Linked DNA regions of Mus musculus: region 2 is linked to region 1. A link is a loop called in an ENCODE intact Hi-C map of the cell type or tissue named here. Cell type or tissue: left cerebral cortex. All regions are shown on one strand. Links, peaks and the distances in the headings refer to the core of each region. The heading gives the core; the rest is flanking DNA. Region 1 overlaps Frmpd2. Region 2 has its middle 8.5 kb from the start of Frmpd2.

What was found. Hi-C counts contacts between places; a loop is a spot of excess contacts. Peaks named below come from ENCODE experiments on the same cell type or tissue, not always from the same donor. Only the 100,000 strongest peaks of a DNase experiment are listed, where the experiment ranks them.
Region 2: a loop joins it to region 1, with 2.2 times the contacts of the local background. A loop is called at or near these places in 2 of 42 quality-filtered maps.

What each region holds. Positions count from the first base shown.
Region 1 is chr14:33,529,229-33,538,830 of GRCm38, reverse strand. It overlaps Frmpd2, which reads right to left. Exons shown (of 30, transcript XM_017316244.1): 16 at 8,199-8,403; 17 at 3,297-3,391; 18 at 452-598. Among named protein-coding and RNA genes, the nearest start is that of Frmpd2, 51 kb to the right of the region's middle. In left cerebral cortex, for the core only: a CTCF peak has its summit at 5,105 (motif pointing right); DNase peaks (open chromatin) are centred at 5,148, 5,534, 5,820 and 7,287; H3K27ac peaks cover 3,547 bases.
Region 2 is chr14:33,470,204-33,479,805 of GRCm38, reverse strand. No RefSeq gene overlaps it. Among named protein-coding and RNA genes, the nearest start is that of Frmpd2, 8.5 kb to the left of the region's middle. In left cerebral cortex, for the core only: no CTCF peak of the experiment used is centred there; DNase peaks (open chromatin) are centred at 3,546 and 5,145.

The DNA of each region.
Region 1 (9,602 bases), core at 1,017-9,016:
CTCCCCAGTCCTAGGAAGGTGAGTTCTAACCAAATACTGTTTCCATATCTTTTTTTCTTACACAGTTTAAGGATTTTAAATTGTGATTAATAATTGAAGATGAGAAAGATTGCCTACTCCTCTACATTACTAAGAACCTACTTATACTGGAAAAAGGTTGGTATAAGATTTGTGTGTGTGTGTGTGTGTGTGTGTGTTGGGGGGGATGGTGATGTTGTGCTTAGATACATCCTGAAAATATATCAGTGTCTACAAAGAATCCTTTGTCCCAAAAATCTTAGTAGGTTTTTTGAGGCATTAAAAGAAATGAAAAATGGAAAGAATTATTGAAAAAGGCAAGATAGGAGAGAAGTGTGCTGGTTGGGAGAGTGGAGAAAAACAAAGAGAAGAATGGTGCCTATTCTCCCTGTGCTAAGCAGAACAGGGGGCTCACCCATAGAAGCCCTCTTACCAAAGCCATGAACTGGATCCCGCTTCAGCATCACACACACGATGTCTTGGTTGGGTTCTCCAAAAAGGCCCTTTCTTTTGCTGTTCTGTGACCCTGAGACAGAATCAAAGCAGCAGATCTGGGTTCTCCTGCCCAAGCAGTTGGAACCTAACAAAAATGCACATGCAGAGAAATGAGAGTAGCTCACTGCAAATCTCTTGTCAACCTGGGAACAGATCACTAAGCACATATTCCACTGAACCACAACTGAGCCACTGTTAGTCAAGATTTGACAGCAAGAGCAAAGACCATGGCAGAGTGGTCAATGATATCCATTTTCTGTGTGATTGTCACCCTACCCAACCCCTGTCTCCTGGTGCTAGAGATGGTGCCAAGTCCTGCTTGGGCATGGCCAGGATGGCCTGACATGGTTCCCACCACTGACACAGAGTCAGAAGGGCATGGGCATGGGCCTTCATGAGTGTCCATGGTTACTGTGGGCGTAAGTTTATATATATGTGTTCCTCCAGGGGAATGTCCTCTCTGATGAAGGTTAATGACTCCATGATAATCAGAGACAGCACAAGTCCTGGAGGTGAGGGTGTGGCTAATGTTTCAGCAAAATGGTAAATGCTGAGACCTTCAGGCAGCCTTTAAGGCTGTGGGAAATAACTCTAAAACCATGAGTTCAAAACTATACCATTTCTCAACTATGCAAAATTTAAGGATGAGTTGTATAAGGAGCTTCACAGATCTAAAGGAACAGAGGCAGCTGCACTTGGAACCAGCCTGTCAGAAAGATACAAAGGAAGGAGATAAATACGTTTAGAGAGTGGTGATTGCAGGGCAAGATCCCACACACCTAAGATTTTTGTTTATGCTTACAAAGGCAGGCAGATTCCTGAGTTCAAGGTCAGCCTGGGACGGGGGAGTTTAGGTACGGGCCCAGGAGTGGTAGGAATGGTAATTCCAGGGCAGCTTATCATCTGTGCTTAACCAAGATAGGCAGATCTCTGAATTCTTTGGCAATATTTTTTTTTAATTTTGTTTGCTGTCTCTTTCTAAGAATCAAGGGGGTCATGGGATGCGGATTCATGGGATAATGAAAAGGGAACCTGGGGTAATAACTGAATTAATATGTAAATAAAAGACCAGGCTTTTGATCTGCAAGAGATGAGTTATCCAGAGAGTTTTTAGAACAGCAAGAGAGAGCTGTTTTGAGAAAGAGCAATCTGAAAAGCTGTCTCTAGCAGAACATAGACAATCAGCTTGTAACCCACAATTTGACTTCACATCATTTGTTTTACCACTTTCAGACACTCATTCTCTCAGGAACCTCTCTCCAAGCCAAGACTGGTCCTTGGAAAGATGGAATCTAGGCAAGAGTTCCACCCCTGAGTTAAACCTCCAGCACTTGTAATCTCAATGTAGCTCAGACTGACCTCCAACGCACTATGAATCCAACACTGGCTTCAGACTCTTGATCACACCACCTCTGCATTCAAGGCCCATGTGTGACCATGTTCACCTAACTTCTTTTTTCCTGTTCTGGCCTTGAGAGAGTACGTGGAGGCTATATTTCCTGCTGGTGACAACTGAAACTAAAATGCAGAGATGAGACAACAGTTCCAGCACCCTCACCCCCGAGTCTTGCAATGGCTTTGATTTTGAATGTCTCCAAACGGACCATGAGTTGAGAGCTTTATAAACACCGTGTGGTGCTACTGGACATAGTACAACATTTGGGATGAGAGCCTTAAAGCTATATTGAAGCTGAGTCATTACATGTATGGTCTTGAACGGGATCTTCAACATCAGTCTCCGTCGCTCTGTTTTTCTGCTTCCTAACTCTCATGAGTGAACAGACCTTGTTATCATCCACTCCTACTTTGATAAACTCTGCCATCTCAAGCCCAAAGCAACAGGGCCCAGCAACCAGGATGGAGACCTCTGAAATTACTGGTAAAAAAATAAACCTTTCCTCTCTTTTGTTTTTGATTTAAGACAGGGTCTTACAATGTAGCCCTGGCCAGGCCAGAACTTGATATATAAACCAGGCTTGCCTTGAACTCACAGAGATCCTCCTGCCTCTACCTTCCCACCTTTCCTCTTTTTAAACTGACTCATCTCAGAAATTTTATTTCTAATAAAGGAAAGCTAACAGGAATCTCTACTAGTCACCAATGTACAGGGGTTGACAGCCTAGCCTGTGGGTCCTGGAGTACCTCCCAATCTTGTGTCTGGAAGAGGCCCAAAGCAGAACCCTAAAGTTGTTTCTAGAAAGCTGGAGTCCTGGGGTAGGACATGATTTCTGTCATAGTTCCAGTGAGAAAATCCCCCACTAGTGACTGACCATCACAATCAGTCCACATCTTTCCTCCCCAAGGGTCCATTTCTGAGCCTAGCAGGCAAGGTTTAATTAACAGTAGAGATATGTGGTAGTATCTAGATCTGGCTTCCAGGCTCAGCATTCTTTAAGTACTAGTACTTTCCTTAGTTATAGAATCTCTGACTTCATTTTTGCCTGGGACCTTGTGGAACAAACCACACTGCCCTCCATGTGCATGCTCTCTGGGCAGCATGGGGAGCTACTATGGACCCCTGAGAAGCAACAGAGCTGCTGCTCCCCAGGCTGGACCAGAACTTTGGGAACCACCTCCCCCAAAACCATCACCTTCTAGGTTCATGGGCCACCCAAGGCCAGATGTTGCCTACAAGAGGGCTTCTCGAATCCAAGAAGTTTTAAGAATAATTTTTAAAGCAACAAGATTGTGAACTTTCTTTGAAAAACAAACCGAAGCAGTTTGCATAGAAGTGGCCCATGTGAGACTCCCTTCCCTGCACCTGGCCAGGGTTCAGTCCGCACCTGCACACATGCTGTGACCAGCTGTTCCGAAGACAGTCTGAGCTGGCTTCTGGTTCAAACCGATGCTGTGCAGCTGCTCTCCACCAGTATACGGGCTGAGGGGAAAGATGAAAGGGTAAAATGGGTGCTCCTGGGAGGAACTTATTGGCCCTTTCTTAGTGTGGCCAGGAGAAGGCAGCTTTGTGGCCAGAAATTCAGCAGATTCCCTAGACTGACTCCCCCACAGGCTGGTCTAGTGAGGAGGACAACAGAAGCAGCCTTAGGGTCTCTGTCCCAGAGGCTCGTTATAGTCACTCACACGTCACACGAACCTCTACTGTCCACCTTAGTTTGCATATGCAGCTGTTCCAGAACCCCATTTCCTCTGCCATAAAGAAAGAATGGTCTTCTAATTTCCCAGGCTTGTGAAGGTCTCCCAACCCAAGCTGGACAGAGCTATGCTTGGCTCGCCTGGTGTGTTATTGTGTGCTCTTGCTTTCAGATAAAAGTCTCTAGAAGGACCAGAAAACCGCACATAAGTTGTGTCCCTGGAGGACTGCATACTCAGCCATCTGTCAGTACAGATGAGTTGGATGACCCCACCCTGACACTTAGGGAGTTTTTGGGCAGGCATTCAGCTGGCTACATGTGCTGTGGCCATTTTGGATGTACTTTATCCCCCAAGGGCTGATGTTCAACTGTTGAAAGATCGGCTCTCCAGAAGGTGATATTGAGAGATGGTCAGAGTGTTAAGAAGAGTGGCTTAGTGGGGCATGATTAGGTCACTGTGGATTCCCTCTTTGGAAGGCATTTATTAGATCCTGTGGGACCCCAGTTAGTTCTCTGAGATAGTTGTTCTGAAAGAGCAAGACTGGCCTGGCTTCCTGGCCTGGCTTTCCACTGAGTCTCTCTAACATCCATCTCTACGAAGATATCTGCCATGAGATAAGGCAGCTAGGACTGAGAGTGGGAGTGGAAGGTGCAGCAGAACCAGCACCGTGCTGTTCGGATTCCAACAATGTGAGCTATCTAAACCCTTCTCTCCCTTAAGGTACCCAGCCTTATTATTGTTTAAATAACAACAGAAAACTGACTGGTGTGTATAATATTCCAGTAAGCAAAGTCTCTTCTAGATAGTACACTGGTAATGAATCAAGTGATCCAGGGCCACCTCAAAAACACACCCAGAAAGAAGCAGAGTCTAGAAGGTAAGAACAGTTTACTGCTCGGCCCAGGGAGTGGCACTATTAGAAGGTGTGGCCCTTTTAGAGTAGGTGTGTCACTGTGGGTGTGGGCTTGAAGACCCTCATCCAAGCAGACTGGAAGCCAGTATTCTACTAGCAGCCTTCAGATGAAGATGTAGAACTCTCAGCTCCTTCTGCATCATGCCTGCCTGGATGCTGCCATGCTCCCACCTTGATGATAATGGACTGAACCGCTGAGCCTGTAAGCCAGCCCCAATTAAATGTTGTCCTTTATAAGACTTGCCTTGATCGTAGTGTCTGTTCACAGTAGTAAAACCCTAAGAAAAACTGACACCAATATGTGGGTGCTCGGATCTTGGGAACAGCCAGCAGCAGGCCTCCAGCGCAGCCAACCACCAAAGTAGTGCTATCTAGCCTGTCCCTGATATCCTTACCACACTGGTTACATACCTGGACATCAGGAAGGGATTCTGGTGCAGGCAGCTGCCCATGGACCCTCTCTGGGTCCCCAATTCTGGGAGGCAGACCAAAGCAACTCTTTCCAAGTTGGGAGGAGCCTCATTCCCCTTGACTCTGGCCTTGCAGAAAATGCAACCCAATTTGACCAAAACCCACTAGGGGTCAGCCCTAAACCAGCAAAGAACCAAGGGTGTATGAGTCAGAGATGGGCCAGCCCTTTGGGAATTTGGAGGGCATCAGTCTTCCAAAACCAAGTACACAGGGAGAGACACTGGCAGTCGAACAGGCTCAAGAAAAGGAAAAATCCCAGAACCCAAGGAGGACCAGAGTGAGGCCTGGGAATGCAGTGGTGCCCTTTGAAGAACAGCAAGGGCTTGCTTATCTGGCCTGGGTTTCTGTGGCTCCTGTAATCTGGCCCATCCAGGAAACCGTCTCTCAATTGTTAAAAATCCACCAAAACTTACTGTTGGTCTCAGAAGGACAATGGTATAAGTCAGCTATTACATGAGGAGTCACATTCACAGACAGAAAGTAGATAGTGGGTGCTAAGAACTGGGTAGCAGGTTAGGCTCGGGTGGGAGGGAGTGCTGACGAAAAGTGGTTTCTACATGGGCAGATGAGGAGTCCCCAGAAGGGTGGTGAGGCCCAACAGCAATGTAAATGTATCCAATGTCACTGCCTTAGAAACAACCAAATAGAAAGCATAAAATGGTTATGATTTTATGCCTTGTGTATTTTACCTCAAGAGTGTTTTTTTTTTCCTTCTTCTTCTTCTTATTAAAATGCCAACCTCTCAAAATCCATTTACTGAAAACTTCCACATTCTGGCTTCAGAGCTGAGGATACAACTGGCGCATTGCTATTCTTGGGAGTCTCTGAGCTTAGAGCAGACGGATGAGAGCGTGTGCTTCTCAGGACGGGCACACACAGGGAGAGGCTGTCTTAGATGGAGCCAGTGCAGCCGCAGAGAAGCCAGCCCTTTGCCAGGCAGTCAGGAAAAGGCTTCAGAGAAGTGACCAGAGGCAAGTGGACAGCATCTCTGTACTCAGAAGCTCTGTGTAAATAACTTCTATGAATGGCATGGGTGATGAGGGTCCCCTTAGGGTCAATGCCACAGGCTGCCAGTCATTCCCACTCTGACTGTAGCCTGCATACCATCAGCAAGACCCGCTCTTTCCCACAAGATCTGGCCTGCCATTTCTGCCTATCTGTGGGCACCAGGAGGCATGGACCATGTCTTTGCTGCAAATACTGAATCCACAGCACCTACCCAGGACAGGACAGGCATGTAGTAGATTCTAAAGAAACCACTCCAGTTGGACTGACAGGACAAGGGACAATATACTCCTAAGGACATGCTTCTACCTAAATCACACACCTTATAGTTTCCAACATTTCCCATATTCACATCACCAGGCAGTAACCAAGCTTCCAGTATATGAACCTTTTTGGAAGGCACTTTATATCCAAACATGAGCAGAGACCTTTAGAGGAATGAGGTAGTAGAACCCCACTTCCTTTCTCTCGCTATCCTTTCTCCCCTACCCACCATAAATGAATAAGCTTCTTTTACCACATACATACTCCTGTCATGGCATGCAACTGGTCCCAAATCAGTAAGGTCAGTTGACTATGGACTGAAAACTGTGAACCAGTATTGACCTTACCTCCTTTTAAGTTTATTTGCCTGAAGGGATTTTGTTATAGCAACCGAGAGCCAGCACTCTGGCTTTCTTCTGCATTTTCTGTTTTTCTTTACATTTTAATAAATATATGGTAAAAGATGGCGCCAAACCCACTGACACTCACACATTGAAATGAGGCCCATTTCTATTCCCTTTGATCTATATGAGCCCAGGAATGATGGCAGAAGTGAGGGTGTGCTGGCTCTGGAATACGTGGTATGGCCACTGGCAAGCTTTTAGGTCCTCAGAGCTCAGAGCAGCAGCGCAGACCCTCAATGGAGCCACTGTGTGGAAAGGGCCTGAGGCTGCAAAGGAGGCTGAGGGTTCCAGCATGGAGTATCCTAATCCCCTCCATACAGGGGCCACCCTCCGAAGACCATCATGCCCTCAATAGTACACAAAGCGGAGATCTGCCTCCTTTCCTAAGCCATGAAGCTGTGAAGCAGGATAATAGGATGGCCGCCAGTCTGCTTCGCTATTCCTGGGGCACTTTGTCATGGAGACTCACAGTGAGGTTTGCTTCCTCCATATGGATTGACGTTTGCACTGCATAGAGAGGTGTGTCTGCATCGGCAGAATTGGTCAATAATTCCTAAGCATTACTTTAAGGTGTCTGTGTATATGTGTATATTTTAGTTCAAATGAATCATCTGTTTCCTCCTGCTAAAGCAGATGTATACCTCATCTCCCTCCAAAGCAGATCCTGCCACCCCCTCCACAGTAAGCAGCCTGGAAATCTGTGCTATTTATGTAATTGACTTGTAAGCGTGATCCAAGTTCTAGGCTATTTTTAAATGTATGGATCATTGTTTTACATTGGAACCCTGCATTAGGAGCTCTCTGCATTCACATTTGAATTTGGATGACGAGCTGTGGGGCTAGAGAGGTGCGGCAGGTCAGGGGTCAAGTATGATCTCCCGCACAGGCTGCTGTGTTTGCATCCTAGCCCTTGAGTTTCCCCTTCTGGAAAATGGGGGAAAATAATACAAACAACTTCACAGCATTGTATGGGTTAAGTCAGCTGGGGAACAGATGCCCAGAGCAGTACCTGGCTTATGTTTTTTTGTTTTTGTTTTTGTTTTCTTTTGTTTTTTCGAGACAGGGTTTCTCTGTATAGCCCTGGCTGTCCTGGAACTCACTTTGTAGACCAGGCTGGCCTCAAACTCAGAAATCTGCCTGCCTCTGCCTCCCAAGTGCTGGGATTAAAGGTGTGTGCCACCACACCCAGCTGTACCTGGCTTATGATAACTCATGGCTTATAATAACTCATGGCTTATGATAGCCCAGCAGTGCATTACTGGCATTTGCTAATTTTACCTTCTTCAGCTTCCTGTCACCAGTAGTTCTCTCTCTACAAGAAGGTCTGAACAGAAGAATATGAGAGTAGCATCCAGCCCTAGGGCAGTCAGCTTAAACAGTGGCCTATGGGCCATCTTTGGATCTCGTTAATAGCAACCCGGTGAACATCCATGTTCTTAGGCATTAAAGTCCACAGACTTTAAAGCTCCAGGTACAGCTGGGCCCACTGCACCACATGCCTGGTGGTCTGGGCTCTGAAGAAAGATGAAGCCTACCTGCTTCCGATTCTCTCCTTCCCAGGCTCCTTGAAACCTTGCTTGTTCTCCATGGATGTGCCCAGTTGGCCTCCTGTGGCATCCTGCAACCTGGGTACACACAACTCATTTTCTGAGCAGGACAGTTTCTGAATCCAAGTGATAGGGTTGGCCTGTGTCTGGTGTGCAGAACTCAAGCTGGCTATTTGTGCAAACTTATCCTGACCTGAATTGGGGGGAAAAGACAGTCATACACATGAGATTACGTTGGCTTCACTCGTTGCTCTTGATACAGTAACACACTCCTGACCATGATTAGTCAGTCTCTCTCTCTCTCTCTCTCTCTCTCTCTCTCTCTCTCTCTCTCTCTCTCTCCCAGCTCTTTTTCTGCACTGAGAGACTTAAAAACTGTCCCCTGCTAACTTGGGGAGTTATTGTGCCTAGCCCCCAAATAAAAGTTCTTCTAATAAGTACTTGCTAATAAAAGATGCTTTGGAAACGTAGGAAGAGAGATGAGATGGTCTCTGAGCGGATAGACTGGGAGCCAGGAACCAGTTCTAACTTGTGCAACTCGAAGCTCCAGCAGGGCCTAGACAAAATTAGCTGTCCCAGCTCATTCTGCATTTATCCTCACAGGCCTGCCCTTGCAAACAGTCCTGTAACAAAGCACCAGGCATCCCAGATCAGGCTCTCCCTGTGTAATACAATCTTTGATATCAACGTAGCTTACTTTGCCCCAGAAGTCAGAGTCTCCTGCCAGATCCTATAAGAACACATTAGAAGTGCTGGCCCTTGGCCTTGCAGTGGTGGTGCACGCCTTTAATCCCAGCACTTGGGAGGCAGAGGCAGGTAGATTTCTGAGTTCGGGTCCAGCCTGGTCTACAGAATGAGTTCCAGCCAGAGCTACACAGAAAAACCCTGTCTCGAAAAACCAAGAAAGAAAGAAAGAAAGAAAGAAAGAAAGAAAGAAAGAAAGAAAGAAAGAAAGAAAGAAGGAAGGAAGGAAGTGCTGGCCCTCAGCTTCAATCCTTTCTCCCTTCTCAGAAGGCTTAAGAAACGACTCTGGCAAGACACTGAAAATGAGGCTGTGGTCATGAGGAATACCACACTCCACTATTTGTATTACTTAGACAAAAATGAGACTTCACTAAAAGATCTCTTAGTTTAACAAGGCCTTGGTCAAAACTGCATCTTTCTGTTGCCAAGAATGTCCCAAAGACATTGGCATTCTGAGAGGGCAGTGTCTGTCCACTGCCACGGTGCACTGGGAAATTCACAAGATAACTGTGATGTCAGGAATGCAGCTGATGAACATCTGATTTTGTCTGGATGTTGAAGGGCTCAAGCCCAGGTTAGTTACAGCATCCCAAACACCCAAGAAGCATCCTGAACTAAGGGGAAAGTCACTGGGGTGAGACCCTGGGC
Region 2 (9,602 bases), core at 799-8,798, 59 kb after region 1:
CCAGTACCGTGTAAACATCAAACGGCATGGCAGCCTGCCTGTAATCCCAGCTAGACTAGCCAAATCGGGGAGCTCTGGGTTCAAGTGAGAGACCCTGCCTCAGTATATAAGGTAGAAAGTGACAGAGAAAGACACTCAAAATCAGCCTCTATCCTCCACAGGCACATACACCTGTGCCTTAACACATGCAGCAGACATACACACATACATTCACACATACCTATATACATATACACACATATGCCCTAACACATATATACAAACATACATGCATACACACACATGCCCTAACACATGCAGCAGACATACATAATATACATACATACATACATACATACACACATACACACATACATACATACATACACATATATGCCCTAACACATGCGGCAGACATACATAATATACATACATACATACACACACACATACATATACACACATACATACATGCACACATATGCTCTAACACATACAGCAGACATACACACAAATATATACATATATACATGCATACACACATACATACATAAGCACTAACACATGCAGCAGGCATACACACAAATACATACATACATACATACACAAATACATGCATACACACATATACATAATACATACACAGAGAAGAGAGGGATGCATTCATGCATATGTACACACTTGTTGTGATAACAGAAAACATCTTTAAAATCCTCACATATTTGAGTATTAAACCTCTCATGAAGCAAGAAAAAAATCCCAAGAGAAAAATTTAAAACAATTTACATTATCTTTAATATATTTATTATGGGTATGAATGTTTTGCCTGTGTGTCCTTCCATGTAGTATATATGTGTGTAGTGCCCACAGATGCCAGAAGAGAGCACCTGAACCCCTGGGACTGGGGTTACAGATGGCCGTGAGCCACCATGTGGTTGCCAGGAATTGAACCCAGATCCTCTGGAAGAGCTGCCAGTGCTTTTAACCACTAAGCCATCTCTCCATTCCTAAAATATGTTTTAATTAACTGAAAATGTGTGAGATGCAATAAAAGCATTGCTTATGCAGAATGGTATAACACTGAATATGCAACCTGGGAATGAATAAAGATCTGAATCTACACTATAGCTTCCGTGTAGCCTGCAACAGAAAGAAGAGCAATATGAACTTGAAGAAAAAAAGAACAAATAATAAAATAGGTAAAAGGGATAATCAAAGCAGGAAACAAGGTAAGAGGGATAATCAAAACAGGGAACAATAGAGAAACCAAAAGCTTGTATCTTCAAATATAAATAAAATTGGTAAACATATAGGCAAAAGAAGCCAAGAAAAGGGAGAAGATATATACATCCAAATCATAAAATGAAAGAAGAGTTATCACTTCTTACCCCAGGATAAAGGAATAACATGAACAAGTCTGCAGCCACAATTAATAACTCAGATAAAAGTGACTGATGCCTCAATAGACATATTCTATGAAACTTACACATAGAAGGCCCAGGACACAGCAAAATCAACAAAGTATTTGCCAAAGAAGACTCAAGTTCAATCCCAGAATCCACATTTAAAGGGGGTGGGGGTGGGGCAGGAAGCCAGGCATAGTGACACACACTTGATGTCCCAGCTCTGGGAAGCTGAGACAGGCAGATCTCTGGAAAGTGACTCAGTAAGTAATATCAGACCCTGACAGTTTCTGTCATGAAGTATATTAAACATTGAAGGGAAGATCACATGCGTCCTAAGGACTCAGGAAATGAAAGAGAAGTTAGCATTTTCTAACCTATTCTCTGAGGCCAGAATTACCCCAAGATGGAAACCAGAAAAAGGGTTAACAGGAAGGAAAAACCACAGCCAATCTCTATCAGGAGTGAAGATAAAAAATCTTCAGAAAATATTAACAAATTGAATCCAATAAGCACAATCATATACCACTAGCAAGCAGAATTTAACCCAGGTGCGGTGATTTGAATAGGTATGGCTCCCATAGATTCATATGTTTGAATGTTTGGCCCATACGGAGTGGCACAATTAGGAGGTGTGGCCTTGATGTTTCATTTTGGAAGTGGACTTTGAGGCCTCATATGCTCAAGCTCTGCCCAGTGTGGAAGGTAATCTCCTGGCTAATTTCCTGCAGAAGAAAGTCTCCTGGCTTCGTTTGGATCAAGAGGTAGAAAACTCGCAGATCCTCCAGCACAATGTCTGCCTGTATGCTGCCATGCTTCCCATCGCGATGACAATGGACTGAATCTCTGAAACTATAAGCCAGCCCCAATTAAATACCTGCTTTTATAAGAGTTATCTTCGTCATGGTGTCTCTTTACAGCAATAAAATCCTAACTAAGACACCAGGTGTGTAACATTAAAAAAAAATCCATTAATATAACTCATCACTTCCACAGGCTAAAGAGAAATTATCCATAGCCAATAATACAGAAAAGGTATTTGTAAACCCCATGTCCTGTGCATGATTTCTCAGCTAATCAGAAATAAAAGGGACTTTTTTCTCAGCATAATATACAACAACAAAGAGAGAGAGAGAGAGAGAGAGAAGCCAACAACTCATAAGTTTATCAGCCAATACATAATGTTCATACAATGAACGATCATTCAGCCATCAAAAGGAATAAAGTAATGATAAAACCTACAACATGTCTGAATTTTGAAAATCTATATATGATTGCTGATATTATTCATAACAGAAACTTTGTTTATAATCACAAAAACTGTTAAAAACTGAAAGACCCTTTGTCTGGTGAATGGATATACATATTGTGCTATAGTCAAACCATAAAATACTACTGAAAAATAAATCAATGAGTGCTATGTGTAGCAATGTGGATAGATCACAAGGTCATTGAGCCAAATGAAAACTGATAGTTTCAAATGATCACGAATTGTATAATAAGTTAAAGACCGTGTTAGCAAGAAGGGGGCTGTAGACTAGGCTCTCTCACAACCCCCATTTTATCTGGGAATTAAACTTCTTTAGATTTTTTTTTTATAATGATCCATTAAAATTGAAAATAAAATTCTTCAAACCCGTCATCAAATTATTATCACCTACAGAATGTTCTGAAATGTTACCCAGGGCAACGTGGTCAGAAGGCTGTCACCAACAGGGAAGCAGATGTGCCTGGAGAGAGAGAACCCAGCAGGAGATAAACACATACTGAACTCCTGCAGGATTCCTTCGGGAGCCAGGGTCAGGCAGCTCTGGCAGGCACCTCCAACACAGGGGACATAATCCTCCTTCTCTCTGAAGCAACAGCTGAGGAATAAAGCTCTGGTTGAGGGAACACAGACAGGGCAGAGGCTCAAGTGGGTTCTCACCCTGTTATAAGCCCCATGGAATCAAATCTTGTTTTGAACTATTCTTCTAGAACTAAAGTTCTCCCGTTCATCCAAAGTTACCCACCCAGAGTAGATTATTTACCAGCAGTGGCTAGAGAGGAATCTCTTAACTGTGTGTATCCCACTCTAAATGAGCCATCTCACTTCTGCCCAGACAGGCAATGTGAGAGCTGAGAGTGGGAGCTACAGAGGCATTTCCCAGCATTCCATTCTGTAAGGCTTTGGAAGAGAAGGTGCTAAGCTGTCTCCTGGCTCCATCCCCTCCCACTCTCCCACCCAGACACCCAATTCATTCCTGGAATTAGGAAGCAGTTTCCCCTGTGGCATCTACAAGCTGCAGTGCAGCAGACACAGCCAGATGAGGTAAGAGATAAAGGCCAAGCTGAAAGTGACTTCTACATGAGCAGCTAAAGATGAAAGAGCCATGGGGCTCCCATTATGAGTACATAAGCAAGAAAATGAGATTAAAGAATAGGCACCCTGGGGCTAGAGAGATAGCCCAGCAGATAGGAGCAAATAGTTTATACTGCTCTTGAAATGTCAGTTTCCAGCACCCACATGGGACACTAAAAACTGCCTATACCTCCAGCTCTTGGGGGGGGGGGGTGGCTCTGACACTGTCACACACACACACACACACACAAAATCTTTTTTCGAAGAAAAGACATAAAGAAATTATAATTCATGACTTTAAAATATGCAGTATTGTCTACCCTAAATGAAACAAAAGAGACAAAACTGGAAACAACCATGAGATTGTTTCTCTACTTATCAAGCAAGCTTCTTTGACGGTTAGGCACTCAGTATTCTAGAGTTTTCCAGAGTCTGCTGCCCTCAGAGAGCTGAGATGCTGGCCTTATTTGAGTCTATAGAACAGTTCTACATTGTGCAGCATGAGCCAAGGAAATGTCATACCTGTCACCACATTCTTTTTTTTTTTTCTGGGAATTTATGCTAAGGATGTAATTGACAAAGAAATGTGTAGAAAGATGTTTTCCTTGGCACTGATACAAGGATAAACAGCCAAATGTTGGTGGTCCTCAGGAATTAGGGATTAGCCTTTTGAATTTGATGCCTTCAGCATCATGAAGGCCTAGCATCCTTTCCCTCAAAGGACACTGCATTCAAGGTGCCATCATTTGAGCAGAGACTGGACTATCACCAGCAGCTTTTGGATCCCTACAGGATCTGCCCAGATCAAAGTTACCAAAAAAGGCTTAGGAACCTCCCGCCCACCCTTCCAGCAGCGCCCCCTCATCATCACAGGCTTTTTTGCCTTTATATGTGCCACACACTTTAGATGTGTCGCACACTTCTCCATTCCTATCCTGACCAGTTTGAACACTGGGTACATTGCTGAGGACATTAAGAGCTGCATCTATTCTGTGGATATATTTCACCAAGAAATGGAGAAAAAAATGAAGCCTGGCACTGTGGTTCGTACCAGCAAATCAAGTGTTTGACAGGAGGCTGAGGCAGGAAACTCTCCCGTTCCAGTCAAGCCTAGGCTACATAAGACTTCCTCACAACACCAGAGGAAGAGAAGAATAAGAAAAGGAAGGAAGAAGTGAGAGATTGAAGAAGAGAGGGAGGGCTCGTCGGAGGAAGGAGAGAAGGAAGGAAGGAAGGAAGGAAGGAAGGAAGGAAGGAAGGAGGAAATGCTTAGACAGATGGCATTTTTTTAAATTCCCAGACACTGTTTTTACACCACGTTATCTGTGGGAAAGTAAGTTCTGACAGATGAGTCTTGAAACCTTGCCATTTGGTTAGTGCCAACTAACAGGGATCAGTCCTTTCCACCACTCCCTGAGGACTTCCTCTCTTCTTCTGTCACCTCCTACACACTTTCTGTCACCACCTGCACTATTTCCAACAACCTCAGGCAAACACAGCCACTTTACCTCCTGGAGATACAAGAATAAAGAGATCTATAGCCAAAGCAAGAAAAGCTGGGCAGACACTTCATAACAAAGCTGGAAACGACCAGGAGCAAAATGAAAGCCATGTCTCCAGACAGTCTTCAGAGAAGACATCAGCAAAGGAAAGTCGTTAAATGCCTCTAGAGCAACCAAAGGCTGTGGCCATTCATGAGAAACTGGAAATTGCTAAGTAGAGTGGCCAGAAGAGCTTTGAGATCAGCACAGAACCGGACCGTCCCTGCTCCACTTCAGGAGCGCTATGTATTCTCTTTGCACAATAAATCATCTGTCACCGTGGTGGTCATATGCTAATTTCTCAACAAATGCCATCTACTCATGTTACTAACACTGGGCATGGGTGGGCACAGAAGGCATCACAGCTATAAACGTACAAAGCCATGGCTTGAGAACAGAAAGGGTTCTATAAGGGAAGGCTGAAAGTAGCCTTGGGACATACAGACTAAACGTCCTTATCCCTTCAACTCAGAGCAGCCACAGTGACCACAGTGATAGAAATGCAGACTCAGGGTGTCCCAGACCTCCTAGTCAGAACCTGCATCACCACCATCAAATTCATCTCATAGTAAACCAAAAGTTCAAAGTGTCGCATCTTGGAGTCCCTGTGGTGTGCTTGGAAGAACCAGTTACTACCAGCTGCAGCCAGTTGAAATGTAGTGGTAGGACTGCTGTACTGCATTCAAGGAGACCTACAACCAGGACTAGACAGTGGTCTATAGAACTCAGATAACTGCTCTCTTAGGTCAGAAGGCAGGAATGGGAAGGATTCATCAGACAAAGGACTTGGAACAGGAGATGAGTCAAACTTTCTATAACAAGAGGGCTTATAGGACATTAGGCATGAGAGCTTAGGATGGACCTGCAGAAAAAGGGACCAAGTGGCCAAAAGGATCAGAGTCCAGAGAGACCCGGGGGGTGGGCGAAGGGGGGGGGGGTGGTGTCCTGAGCTGTTTCACACATGCTCCCAGGCAGACAGTGAGCCTGGCCACACTGCATTAGCCTACTGAACCATTCTGTGGCTTCTGCAAGTACAGCTGATGGAGGGGACCAACAGAGCAAGGGATGTCCTGGGCACTCCAGGAAGGTCTGCATCACTTTGTTCATATGCCATCAGGGTATATAACACACCTGTTAGGGAGGTGCATTATCTTTACTTTTATGGGAGAACAAAGCCAGCAGTAGAAATCAAAGAAAGCAGAATAATTAGTGGAGAGAAATCCTGAGAGACTAAGTATTTCAGTTAATGAAAGTAATGGATGCTGAGTATGGCATGGCAGACTCAGAAGTCTAGCTGAGGGGAATTCAGAGAGAGGCTCTCAGCTCCCCCCACCCCACCCCTGCCAGGGACTTGCTGGTAGAAGGAAGTGAGTTTGTTCTCTTCCAGCCTGACTTGTTTTTTTCTTCTCTGTTTTTGTTGCTGCCATGTTACAAGGCTTTTCTTTGCTTTGTTTTGTTTCTTTGACACTGGTTCTCACTCTGCCATCCGTACTGCCATGAAACTCATAATTCTCCTGCGCAGGTTTCCTAACCAGGGGGACTTCAGGCCACAGTCCCTGGGTTACACTGAATTTCAGAGTCTTCTTTTTATCATGTGCTTTTCAAAGTATCTAGCTGCTTGGTGAGATACATCTCTGAAGCCAAAGCGAAAGGTTATTTTGCATCTCTACTTGCATGACCCTCCCTGTCTGTCCCAATTCATCACCTTCCCGTTACTGGGCTTTACCTTTGGAAAGTTCCCTAGGATCCTGAAGGAGGCTTCAACTAATAGACGTAATCATTACATCCCCAGAAAGATCGTGTGTGTGTGTGTGTGTGTGTGTGTGTGTGTGTGTGTGTGTGTGTAGTCATGCATATGTGTCTGTGTTCATTTAAATGCCAGAGGCCAGTGTCAGATGTCTATTACTTTCCATCTTTTTGCCTTACATAGAGTCTCTCACTGAACCTAGATATTGCTGATTCAGTCACACTGGCTAGGTAGCAAGCCTTAGGAATCCAACTGTTCATGCTGTAGCTGGGAGGGATTATAGGTATGAGCTATCACGCTTGGCTTCTTACATTGGTGGAGTGAATGCAAACTCAGGACTCATGCTTACATAGCAAGCACAGAGCTAAATGAGCCATCTATCTCCCCAGCCCAAAATACCAGGAGTTTTGGTAGCTGATTTTTAAAAGCATCCATTACCAAAAAAGGTATCGAAACTTCTGATTAACTAAGGTAGATTAGTGCTGCACACTGTCATTCAGATCTGCTGCTGTGTCCCCTGCCAACCCAAATTGACATCAATGAACATGATGTTGTAAGAGATATGTTGTTAAGCAGTAACCAAACCACTCATTTCTTGGAATTGCCACTACTTAATGGGAGAGCACACACAATGATGTGGCTGCTGTTTTCTCCACTTTACAGATGTGGAAGCAGAGTCTTGGGAAATTTAAAACATTGTTTGAATTTGCACAGAAGCCAAGCAACAAGCAGTGTTTCAAACAAGCAAGAGCCTGACTTCAGTTAGTCCTTCCTTTCTGCATAGAAAACAAATACTATGTCATCAGGCCCTAGCAGAGAGGCCTGGAGTGAATAATGCCCCAGAGTCACTCATGCAGGCTGGTCCTAGATGTATCCTATTAATTCCCCATTCCTCTGCCATAGATTCACTCTTTCCCTGATCCAGACTTTCAGGAGAAAAAGAGAGCCATGCCCAGCAGTACCTGTGTCCTTTGCCAATGGCCGCATCCAGACGTCTCTGCAAGCTGGTCTAGGCCTTCACTTTAGATGGACTTCTCAGCAATATACACAGGGATCAATGGCCCACAAGTCTCTCTCCTGAAGGAGCCGCCCCAGCCCTGCTGAGTCTGCCTCTGTTTACTGTTTGTCACTAAGCACTCAGTGACAGTCACTAAGCCCAGTGAGTATGTCAACAAGGCCCCTCCACTTCCCTGTCACTGTCTGCCTTGGGGCCCTACTGTCTCCTAGAGCTTGTTTTCAAGGCCAGTGGGCTAAGCTCAACCGGATTAGGTGCCACTGAAGGACTGAGGACTGTGGGAGCGGCTCAGGAAGGCTTTTCCAGTGATGTCACTTTAGCACCTGGTCCTCAACAAAAGAAAGATCCCTGCAAGGAAGGGGGGTCAGAGGGGGAAATCTCTAGAGCCATAGCTTGACTTCATCAATTCCCCAGTCCCCCCTGTCCACAAACAGTCAGACTTCAGACCTGCACCCAACATAAGCCAGGAACATACAAGATCCTACCCAGGCCCCAAGGACTCAGAGCTGCTGGTGGAGAGACAAGAGGAATTCCCCCAGCCTCTGGTGCCTGAATTCAGGAAAGACTGAGTTAGGACAAAGAGGAGCAAGAGACAGATCATAGCTCTCTAGAGGTGGCCGTGAAAGAACAGATCTTTTAAGCCCTTTCAGAATTAACAGTGTCAAACTAAGAAGTATTTTTTGAAAGAAAAAAATGCATGTTTTTTTTCCTCTAGCAAAAGAATTTAATACAATTTTGATGCAACTGATGGGACCAGTGAATGAGTATATTCTTATCTGCAGTAATAAGAAGATAGATCAAGGTCTCTCCCTTTAAGGAATGCCAAATGCACACCTCATTTGAAAACCCAACTACTCAGAAGTAACTTCATAGCTAAACTTGTAGAGGCCCATGCAAGCATCTGGAAAAGGATGCACACAGTTGGGCTGTTTTATTTAGATTTGTAATAACAGGTAAGATTATTGCGGTCTATTTTTGTAATGTACTAAAACCCTAAAAGCCGTTAAGTACCTGTCAATAGTGGGTCTGCAAGCAGGGTGTGGTTTACACACAGAAGAAAACTAGATGTACAGCTGTGCTGAGAACAGAACCAGATCTGGGTCTCTGGAACCTAGTAGCTGCCAGGAAAATGTTTTCCAAAGGTGTTAGATAGCCCGATAAGATTCATTGTATTGCATATAGAGAAACATAAAAACCAAGTATACAGAGCTGGAGATGGCTCAGTGGTTAAGAGCAGTGGCTGCTCTTCCAGAGGACCTAAAAAGGTCAGCTCAGGAACTTTAGAAAATTCCACTGGACCCCTCCCCTCCTGAAAGAGAAAGGTCATAAAGAACATAGGCTCCTCTCCCCTCCTGAAGGGAGGGCATAATTACATTCCTCAGACCACAGGGAGGAGGGACTGACCACCGGCCACCTGCGGGTAGGGAAGGCCCAGAACTTGTAGACATGTTCCGAGACTGTTGGCCACCTACCTCAATCCCTAAAGACCAATCAGTTTAAAAGTCACACTGTTCTGCCAACTACCTTGTGCCTAATGGTTGCTGCCTTGAAAACTGTATAATGGCTCACCAGACAG